Linked DNA regions of Homo sapiens: region 1 is linked to region 2. The links are chromatin contacts, found by POLR2A ChIA-PET in ENCODE. All regions are on one chromosome and are shown on one strand. Each heading gives the region's core, a stretch centred on a gene start or an enhancer-like site at or near the end of the contact. The rest is flanking DNA. Distances are from core to core; before and after follow the strand shown.

Region 1 (5,129 bases), core at 758-3,257, about 26 Mb after region 2:
AGTGGGGTTCAGGGGGCCAGGCCTAGGCCAGCCCTTTTCAGCTCTGCAGACCGCAGCCACTGTTGGCCATCCCAGCGTGGGGCTGCATTCTTGGGCTTATAAGGCAATCCCCCTGCTACAGGGAGGAGCCAGCCTCCAGCTCCACCCACACCAGGGCAGGCTCTTGGAAGCTGAAGTTAAGCCCCTAGAATGGAGCCCTGTCCTACACTTCTGCTTGGGGTCAAAGGCCACCACATCCTGAATGGGAACAGTGGATGTGGGTCCTTACATAGGCTGGGGAGAGACCCCTTCTACCCACAAAAAATGTACGCCATGCTGTGCCTCAATTCCAATCCCTGCTTCACCATGGACTCGATGAGCGAGCCCCGCCACCTCTCCATGAGTTCTTCTCTCATCTGGAAAAACGGGATGAGGATTGCTATTCCCTGGGCGGCAGTGAGGCTGAAGTGAAATCCTATAGTCACAGTGTCCTGCCTGGGGCCTGGCTCCAAGCATTGCCACCTCAAGTTTAGATACCTCCTGAAATGTTAGGCTCCCATCCTGCACAATGAGCCTCCCTCCAGCCCTCAGAGGTGGCCACAGGAGCTTGGGAGAACAGCATCGGGTACAGTGCAGGGCTGGAGAAGCCTGGGTGCTCCCTCCCAGTATCCACCTCATTGGGAGTCCTTGTGGCAGGCAGGTACCACTACATCTCCGGACCTAGACATCTCCTGGCCTGCTGGCCCCTGACCAGCTCCTGTTAGGACTCCCCCCATCACCCTCTGGAGACCTAAGCACCGAAAGACCGCTGGGGGAGCCCCCTCCCCAAACCTAGGCTCACCCGGGAAATGGAGAGGGGCACATTGAAGTCCTTGCCCCCTTGCAGCCGGAAGCCCCAAGGTGCTGGCCCCTCCAGCACTACTTTGAAGGAATCCATGATGCCGGCTCCTGAGAGGAGAGAAGAGAAGGTGAGTGGCCAGCATGGTGGGCGGGCAGGCAGGCAGGCCGGGCCAGCTCAGGATACCAGCCTTGGACAGGGGCCAGGCAGGCACGGGCAGCCCCTGAGCACGCCCAAGCCATAGGAGGCAGGTATTTTGTCAGGCTGGCCTGGGCTGCTGGCTGGCGGACCTCACTTTGGAAAGACAGGAGCAGCCCCCCTCCCCTTGGGACTGGAACGGTGAGGGGTGCCTGAATCCAGGCTTGAGGTTCTTTGCAACCAGGGGTGGGCCGAGGGACTAAACTGGCGCGGCCTCCCCCCAAGCCAGCCTGGAGCCTCGGGCGGCCGGGTGAGTCAGGGGCCGGCTCTCCTCTCCCCCGCCCCCAGGTCCCGGCAGGCAGGCCGCGGCTGGAGCCTGCTCGGACTATATAAGGCGTGTAAGCTGACACTGTGCGGAGAGCCAGCGGAGGGAGCACACGGGGGCTTGGGACGCGAGGGGGGGGGGAGGGGAGGGGAGGGGAGGGGAGGGGAGGGAGGCGGCTGCAGCGGATCCTCCTAGCCATTCCGGGACCAGTCGAGGCTGCTGGGAGCCAGGGCGGGACCCCTGGGTGCTGAAGAAGGGGAAGGCGGGAGTGGGGTGCGGCCCCTGTGGAGACAGATGGGGGCTGGGACCCTCAAGCATAGCTTGGAGGGGGATCCTTCCCCGAGCCCAGTGGGGGGTGGTGCCTCCCACACAGAACTGCTCCCACACCGACGTGACTCAGTTTCCCCTTAGTCCCCCGCCCGGGCCCCATGCATTAGACTGGCCCCGGCCGCAGGAAGCGGCGCAGGCGCCAATCGGCCCCGCCGCAGCCGGCTTAGCGGCAGGAAGGCGGGGGCGGGGGCGGAGGCAGGGGCCAGGGCCAGCGGGAGGAAGCACAGCCTGGACCACGACCCCCAGTGCCCTTTGTGGTCCTCAGCAGGCCCCGGGCGCCCGCCTGGTGCAGCCCAAGACGCCCCGCGCGGTCGTCGATACCTGCTTGGCCCGGCCAGGGCGCTGCTCTGCGTCGGGCTCCAGGGAGCCTCGTTGGGATCGGCCGCCAGTGTTCTGACCCCGCCCCCACAGCCACCCTCCACTTTGAGCGCGCGGACGGGGGCGGGGCACCAGGCCACGCCCTCGTCGCGACCACGCCCACTAGACTTTCTCCGCTGGTGGAAAGCCCCACCCAGCTCTTCCGTCCTGCCCAATCACCAAGTCCCGTCGGGCTTAGAGCTGAGAGGCCTCGCCGACCCGGGCCCTGCAACGGGGCGGAGTCGGGAGGGGGCCGGGGCTGCGGGTCGCCTCCTTAGGGAAGCGCTGCCTCGCCCAGTCCCTCGCACCGCCCGCTGGCGGAGGGAGAGGAAAGCGGACCTTCAAACCAGACCGACCTGGGACATAGTAGTCTCTGAACCTTAGTTTGCTACTCCGAAAAATGGGACGATCATACTCGCCTCGCAGGGCTGCCGCGAGTGTCGGTATCGTAGGCGCAACCCTCGGGGACTGCAGAATCTGTAAATCAGAGGGGCTGGGGGAGACAAGTTGAGGGGGACAGGGGCGTTTAAAGCTAGAGTTGCGCAACGCTCTGCCGAAGGCAGGAAAACAGGGCAGGAGCGGACGCCGGATGTCCCTGCAACCCCGAGCCGACCCGCGCACCGTCGGAAGCGCCGCGTCCCGCTCCACCTTGGCCAGAGCGGACTGCGCCGCCTGGGAGGCGTCCTCAGAGTCCCGGCCCCGCGTTCAGCCCAGGCACTAGGGCCGGCGGCACGGACACTGAGCACATGCGGGTGTCGGGGTGAGGGAAGGGGCGTCCACCCTCCACTCGCTTGGTGGTCCCGGCCCATCACCTCCTCCTAGGACAGAGTCGCTGCAGTTCTCCCCTCTCCATCCACAGTCATCACACCCACCCTGTTCTGCACAAACCGCCGTGAGAGTTCTCGTCGTTAAAGACCTTCTCTTGACCCCACATCCCTCTCCAGCTACTACCCTTTAATTCTCCTCTCGAGAGTAAAATTCCTCCAGGGAGTTGTCTGTTTATCGCGTCTCCACTTGCTTTCCTTCAGTTATCTCTTGAAGCCATGCCAGGCGGGCTCTTGTCCGCACCCGTCCCCTGAGATCTCTCTTCTCAAGGTCCCCTGTGGCCTGGAGGCCATGGGGCCATGGAATCCGTGGTGGTTAAGTTTCATCCTGCCCTGCCTAGGGGCAGCACTGGTCCAGGTTGATCCTTTTCCGCGAAACACCCTTTTTCCCTGGCTTCACAGCTTCCCCCTGCCCCACTGGCCCCTCCTTCCCATCCTCCTCTGCCTCTGGCCTTGGCCATCTGATGTCGCCTCTCTTTATGCTCACCCCCTGAGACCCCGTACTGTCCTGTGGCTTTCAACACCACCTATATGCAAAGGCATCCCATGTTTCATGGCCAGCCTGACCTCTCCCCAGGAACTCTAACTCCATTATCCAAAACCCTGCCTAGATGTTTACTAGATCAGGGGTCCCCAACTCCCCGTTTGTGGCCTGTTAGGAACTGGGCTGCACAGCAGAAGGTGAGCAGCGGCAAGCCAGAGAAGCTGAGTGCAGCGGCAGCATTAGACTCCCATAGGAGCGTGAACCCTATTGTGAACTGTGCATGCGAGGGATCTAGGTTGCTCATTCCTTATGAGAATCTAATGATAAATGGGCCGGGTGCAGTGGTTCACGCCTGTAACCCCAGCACTTTGGGAGGTTGAGGCGGGGGAGGATCACTTGAGGTCAGGAGTTCGAGACCATCCTGGCCAATATGGTGAAACCCCGTCTCTACTAAAAATACAAAAATTAGCTGGGCGTGGTGGCGCATATGCCTATAATCCCAGCTACTTGAGAGGCTGAGGCAGGAGAATGACTTGAACCTGGGCAGCAGAGGTTGTAGTGAGCCAAGATGGCTCCACTGCACTCCAGTGTGGGTGACAGAGCGAGACTCTATCTCAAAAAAAAAAAAAAAAAAAGAGTCTAATGATAAATGTACTGCACTCGAACCACCCTGAAACCATCCCCACCCCACCCCCAGTCTGTGGAAAAATTGTCTTCCATGAAAGCGGTCCCTTCTGCCAAAAAGGTTGGGGAACCACTGTACTAGGTATCTCAGACCATCATGGCCCAATTCAAACTTGTGCCTTTCCCACCTTCCTAACTCCTTCCTCACTTCAAGAAGTGCCACCAACATTTATCCAACTGGTTCAGCAGAAACGATGAAGTTATCCTTTCTCTTCTGTCCTCCCCCAGATTCTGCAAATTCCACCTTCAACATGTTCACATCTAACCGCTGCTGCCACCATTGTCCCAGCCACTGCCATTTTGTGCCTGCGCCCCTGTAACGGTCTCCTAACGGGCATCCCTGCTTTCACCCTTGCCCCTTCCAGAGTCTTCACGAAGCAGCCAAAGTGATATTTTTAAAGCCAGAATCACAGCACCATGTCACTCTCAGCTTTTAGCATTCCAGTGGGCTCATATTGCACTCAAAATAAAACTGAAGTCCTTAAGACCTACAGAATATGAATAAACTGGGTCTGACTCCTACCACTCGCTCCCTCCACTCCAGCCACCCTGACCTCCTCACTCACATTTCCTCCAGCAGGCCAAGCATATTTCTGCCTCAGGGCCTCTCCACTTGCCAGTTCCCCTGCTTGAAACACTTTTCTTTTTTTTTCTTTTTTCTTTTCTTTTTTTTTTTTGAGACGGAGTCTCGCTCTGTCATCCAGGCTGGAGTGCAGTGGTGTGATCTCGGCTTGCTGCAACCTCTGCCTCCCACGTTCAAGTGATTCTCCTGCCTCAACCTCCCGAGTAGCTGGGACTACAGGCATGAACCACCATGCCCGGATAATTTTTATATGTTTAGTAGAGATGGGGTTTCTCCATGTTGGTCAGGCTGCTCTCAAACTCCTGACCTCCAGCGATCCACCTGCCTTGGCCTCCCAAAGTGCTGGGATTACAGGCGTGAGCCACCATGCCCGGTGCCCGGCCCTTGAAACACTTCTCCAGATATCTCAGCAACAGGTTTCCAACTTTATTTAGGTCTCTGCTCAGATGTGGCCTCCTCCCAGGGCCTTTCCTGATCACAGCTGAAACAGCAATCCCTGGATGCCTCACCCGCATCACACACTAGGCCCTCCCTCTGCTTTATTTTTCCCCATAGCATCTCCATCATCTCACATTCTGTATGAAATG
Region 2 (5,122 bases), core at 2,230-4,729:
CAGAGTGAATGAAGTAAAACTAACAGAAATGTAAAGGACCTGGGGGTTTGGTATTGCTTCACAATAACCCCAACTTCCAGAGGAGTCTAGTCTTCCCTTTTGAGGCAGCTTGTGGAATGTTCCTCCCCTCACACAGTTGTTCACTTGTTCCCCAGGCTTAAGTGGAAAAATCTCCCTTCTTGCTTCCCCTTTTGGAAGACGCAAGATAAATAACTCCTGCATGTGGCTTGGGACAAATGGAACAGAAAAGAAAACATCAAGGAAGGACTTGTCTGAGATAGTTTGAGGTTGAAGGATCAAAGTGAAATAGCAGCTAAAACAAAACAAAACAAAAAGTTACCCTGTCTGAGCTATAATGACAGGGAAGTCATGTTATTGAAGAAATAGCCCAGCTAGGACTGGAAATGTAGTAAGCTTCAGATTAGAAAGACAGGAAGACAGACATTTCCCTGAGTCTGCGTCCTTCATATGAGCAGAGTAACCGCGCTCCCCTCTGTGACCAGGGGAAGGTTTCGCTGGGCGGCTCTTCTGTCTGTCCTGCCTCCTCATCTTCCTGAATTCCTTTTCCAGCTGCACACTCACCCTCCCTGCCACCCCCATCCCTGCTGTTGCAGCCAGAAGAGAAAAATAACTCTAAGTCTTATAGTGCTGCTTCATAGTTTCTAAAGCACTGTCACATAACACTGTCTCCTAGAGCCTTCTGACAATGCTGGGAAGTAGGCAGACAGGCATGGAAGGGTTCTTAGTCCCACTGTCCTAATGGGGAATCTGAGGTTGAGAGGGAGGAAGCACTTGTCCAAAGTCATGCAACAATTCAGGCCCTCTCCAAATAGGCAAGCGTTCTCACTCATGGAGTTGGGGTGAGCCTAATAGGAATTACGCTCAGACAAGTGGGAGTGGGGGAGAAATGCAGAGAGACTGTTAAGAACAGAACGCAAAATCTTGGAATACACCTTAAAAGTTTTGGAAGAAAACTGTAAACACAAACACAAAATCTGGGTCCTGCCCAGCACCCGGTGCTACACCACCAGTCCAAGAGCACTTTTCCCCCAGATGATGAGATGGGAGGGAAGGGAAGCGGCTGAACTATTCCAGATGCACAGCCATCTCCCTGCCTCCCCACGAGATACCTCTCTGAGGCTCTCTAAACTACCACTGACCAAAGAGCCCTGTGTCCATCCTGCAAAGCTAATGGAGTATAACAGTCACCCCAGCAAGGTCAGAACACAGTATCAAACCCCAGCATTCAGAACTCACAGCTGTGATCCTTTGCCAATCAAACCTAGGTGTAGCGTGCCTGGCGAAAATTTAAATTCCCTTCATATAAATGACCAATATTAAACAAAAACTCCCTCCTTTGTATTTCTTTAGTCTGTGATGATGCATACATTTATCATTTTCAGGGTGTTTTCATAATCCAGCACCCCACTGGGGGCTCAAGTCACATATTTCTGCCCAATAGTACAGATGAGAAGACCAAGGCCTAGAGGAAAGGAGAAAACTGCCAACGGCTAACAGCAGTGAGTGAGTGACTGGGTGGCAGGGCTAGGGTGAGAACCCGTGCAACCCTACCCCACCACTGGTATGTCTCTACCTCTGCACACTATTTCCCTTGGCAGCTACCCGCTCCCAGGTGGTCACCTGAATGGGGCTCAGTTGGGCCTTGAACTGGCCTGAGTTCCTGGGAAGGAAAATGCCCAGGGCCAGGGGAGGAAGAGAAGGCATATTTCCCTTGGCATGGTGGCCATCAAATGCAGACAGTTTTAGCCCCCTCCCAGCCGCCACTGCCTCCTGTTCCGTACATCGAGTCCCTTCCTTTTGCCTTTATTTGCTCTGGAGACTGCTGAAAACCCGTCCTTGGCTGCCAGCAGGACCTGAAGCTGAGGTCACTTCTCTCTCTGGAAAGACTCTGAGGATGGAAAAGTACAGCCAGCCCCCAGGTTTGTCCCTCAAAACATAAAGGGCCTCCTTTGGGCTCTCCTTGGACGTTAAAAAGCCACTGAACGTTAGAACAGGGGGGATACCTCAGAATCATAGAATCATGGACTGTGGGTCTCAGAATGATAGACTTAGGATGTGAAGCAAAGAAACTGAGTTGCCATCATTAAATCTTATTTGGGTGGAAAGAACTTATGGAGTAATGCAACCCAACAGGACTTCCCAAGATGATGAACACATTCTATATCTACGTGGTCCACTATGATAGCTACTGGTTACAAGTGGTTACTGAATGCTTGAAATGTTGCCAGTGCAAATGAAGAACTGAGTTTTAAATTGTATTTCATTTTAACCAATTTTTTTATTTAAAAATTTTATGCAAAAGGACTGAGGCCAATCCAAAATATCTTACTTAACCCATACCTTGTTGAAATACTGCAATAGAGAATAGTGGAAAACATCTTTTTTTTTTTTTTTTTTTTTTTTTTTTGAGACACGGTCTCCCTCTGTCACCCAGACTGGAGTGTGGTTGGCGCAATCTCAGCTCACTGCAACCTCTGCCTCCTGGGCTCAAGTGATTCTCCCATCTCAGCCTCCCGAGTAGCTGAGATCACAGGCACTTGTGACTACACCCAGCGAATTTTTCTTTTCTTTTCTTTTTTGTAGAGATGGGGCTTCATTATGTTGCCCAGGCTGGTCTCGAACTCCTGACCTCAAGCCATCCGCCCGCCTCAGCCTCCCAAAGAGGTGGGATTATAGGCGTGAGCCACCATGCCCATCTATTTTAATCAACTTAAATCTAAATAGCCACATGTGGCTAGTGGCTACCATGGTAGACAGAGTGATAATAAACTATGAGGCAGTATAGCATAAAGGTAAGCTCATAGGCTCTGGAGCCAGAATATACAGGTTCAAATCCTGGCTCACCACTTAGTAATTGTATGACCTTTAGAAATCAACTTTACCTCTTGGGGCCTCAATTTGTTCCCCAATGTGTAAAATGGAAACAATAACATACCAATCTTTAAAGGCTCATGGGTGATTTACACAAGAGAATCCAAATAAAGAGGTAAGCAATGTTGTCGTTGGGAAGAGCATCTTATAAAGTCCGAGGTTCCCAGAATCTCCATCCCCCGAAAGAATTCAGTGCAAAATTCCAGTGCTTTATAAGCCCAGGGAGAAAGGGGTGTTTGGGTGGAACAAAGGACATATTGCCCCTGTTGGTCTGGGTAAGTCCAGCCTCCAGAGGATACAGTGACGAAGACCAGGCCCAGGGCTGGCCTCTTACTTGGGCAGCTGATACCAGCCAAGCATCTCACTCTCACTATTTGGCTTGGAAACAAGGGCTCCAAAAACACATGTTGCTGGTAAACAAGCCCAAAGAGAGGAAAACAAGCCTAGAGGCTAATAAAGGAAGCCAAGAGCCAGGCCCTCCAGGGAGTTGGGACTCGGAAGGAGCCTGGGGTCTGCTGACATGGGGACCGAGCCAGGCAGGCCAGAGAGGTGGCCACATGCAGCTACAATGGCACTCCTGCTCACACCCCTGGGAGCAGACACAGCAGCTCAGAGGTGGCCTCATGACGTGGAAGTCAGGAGAGCTGAGAGCAAGTCAGCATGTCTCCCAGCTCACTGTGCGAATTCAGGGGAGTCTCCTCTGCTCTCCAGAACTAACACCCCCAGCTTGTCTGTATAAGGTCAGTGCTCAAAATTATGTAAGCCAGAAAATCCTTTATTTCAATGAAGTCTTCTGCAGAGTCCGATATTTCAAACAGCTGAAATCTTTTAGCATGTACTGAACCATGTGAATGAGTATTATCTAGTTAATCAATAAGTGTGAAATTAAAAAACAAGAGCAGGCTGGGCGCAATGGCTCACGCCTGTAATCCCAGCACTTTGGGAGGCCAAGGAGGGTAGATCACCTGAGGTCAGCAGTTCGAGACCAGCCTGGCCAACATGATGAAACCCCGTCTCTACTAAAAATACAAAAAATTAGCCGGGCATGGTGGCGGGCGCCTAAAATCCCAGCAACTCGGGAGGCTGAGGCAGGAGAGTCACTTGAACCTGGGAGGCAGAGGTTGCAGTGAGCCAAGATTGTGCCATTGCACTCTCGCCTGGGCAACAAGAGTGAAACTCCCTCTCAAAAAAATCCACAAAAAAGAAAAGCAGATAAAAGTGGAGTGGAGCTGAGGAGTGGGAGTCCTACACACAGGGACATTCCCTAAGATACCTTGGAACATCTGTACTTTCTCCTAGGAACACAATATGGAACCCTTAGGCAAGGTGGTCCTTTAGGTTCTTTTCAGCTCTGATTTTCCGGATCAACTTGGGCAGAAGCTTTTTAGAGCCTTACCTCTCTCCACTTGCCCCTTGACTCCCTGCTTCCACTTCTATTTCCTGCTGGAAGGAAAGACGCTAAAGGAAACTTTTAAGGTGTGGTAGCTAAAACTTAGGACTGGAGAGCTTCTGGGGCAACTCAGAGGTGGCTCCAGAGTTTGGGGCTGGAATCAGCCCGAGATTCCATAAAGACATCTGAGATGCCACATTTCACTGTGGCTAGCAGAGGCTGGGGTGGAGCTTCAGGCTTCATCCTTGGCTCCCTCTAGGGCACCGCTGCTGCATTGTGGTGACCACAAATGAAAGGATGAGAAATAACATCAAAGTGTCCAGGCTATTGCATCTGGAAAAGCCTCCGAGATCCCAAAGATAGCAAATATGTGGCATATGTGACAAACACGTGGCCTCCACCTACCCCTCCTGCACATGTGGCAGACATTACTAATCAATCGCTTGACCTCTTCTCCTAAAGCTTAGAGAGTCATCAGAATCCTGAACACAGTTCTTCTGACAGCCACTACCGATGAATTAGTGATGTTGTCAGGCCACATGAAACCTCTGTGTGCTGCCTCTTATTGTAGAGGTAGAGAAATTGAGGCTTAGAGAAGGAAAATACCTCACTGGAGGTCACACGGCAAGCTGGTGTCTAAGCCAAATTTCCAGATGTTCAAAAACATCCAGATGTTTGCTTTGCTTTTTTTATCTGATAGGTCTGAAATCCTAATGCCATGACTAACATCAAGATGACCCAGAGTGATCCCCAGATGAGAGAAGTTAATACCAAGTTTCTGAAAGAAACCAGCTCTGACAACAATTGTTGTCTATGTTCATGTTTTCCTTGCAGACATAA

The links. ChIA-PET counts read pairs that join two places held with the same protein, here RNA polymerase II (POLR2A).
Region 1: POLR2A ChIA-PET joins it to region 2 with 10 read pairs in endothelial cell of umbilical vein. The contact joins the promoter of PDLIM7 here to the enhancer-like site in region 2. POLR2A ChIA-PET finds 5 or more read pairs at or near these places in 2 of 52 experiments (WTC11 and endothelial cell of umbilical vein).

What each region holds. Positions count from the first base shown.
Region 1 is chr5:177,495,597-177,500,725 of GRCh38, forward strand. It overlaps PDLIM7 (PDZ and LIM domain 7), which reads right to left and starts at 2,008. Exons shown (of 13, transcript NM_005451.5): 1 at 1,932-2,008; 2 at 821-927. The coding sequence starts at 916. RefSeq lists enhancers at 660-1,401, 2,614-2,663, 2,882-3,621 and silencers at 1,204-1,283, 1,694-2,403.
Region 2 is chr5:151,677,817-151,682,938 of GRCh38, forward strand. The region is part of intron 1 of SPARC (secreted protein acidic and cysteine rich); the gene reads right to left. CLMAT3 (colorectal liver metastasis associated transcript 3) reads left to right here. Exons shown (of 5, transcript NR_109873.1): 2 at 1,404-1,520; 3 at 1,840-1,940. Among named protein-coding and RNA genes, the nearest start is that of CLMAT3, 3.4 kb to the left of the region's middle. Within about 2 kb of position 3,480, at least 9 of the 41 ENCODE cell types and tissues checked have a DNase peak (open chromatin) inside an H3K27ac peak, as active enhancers do.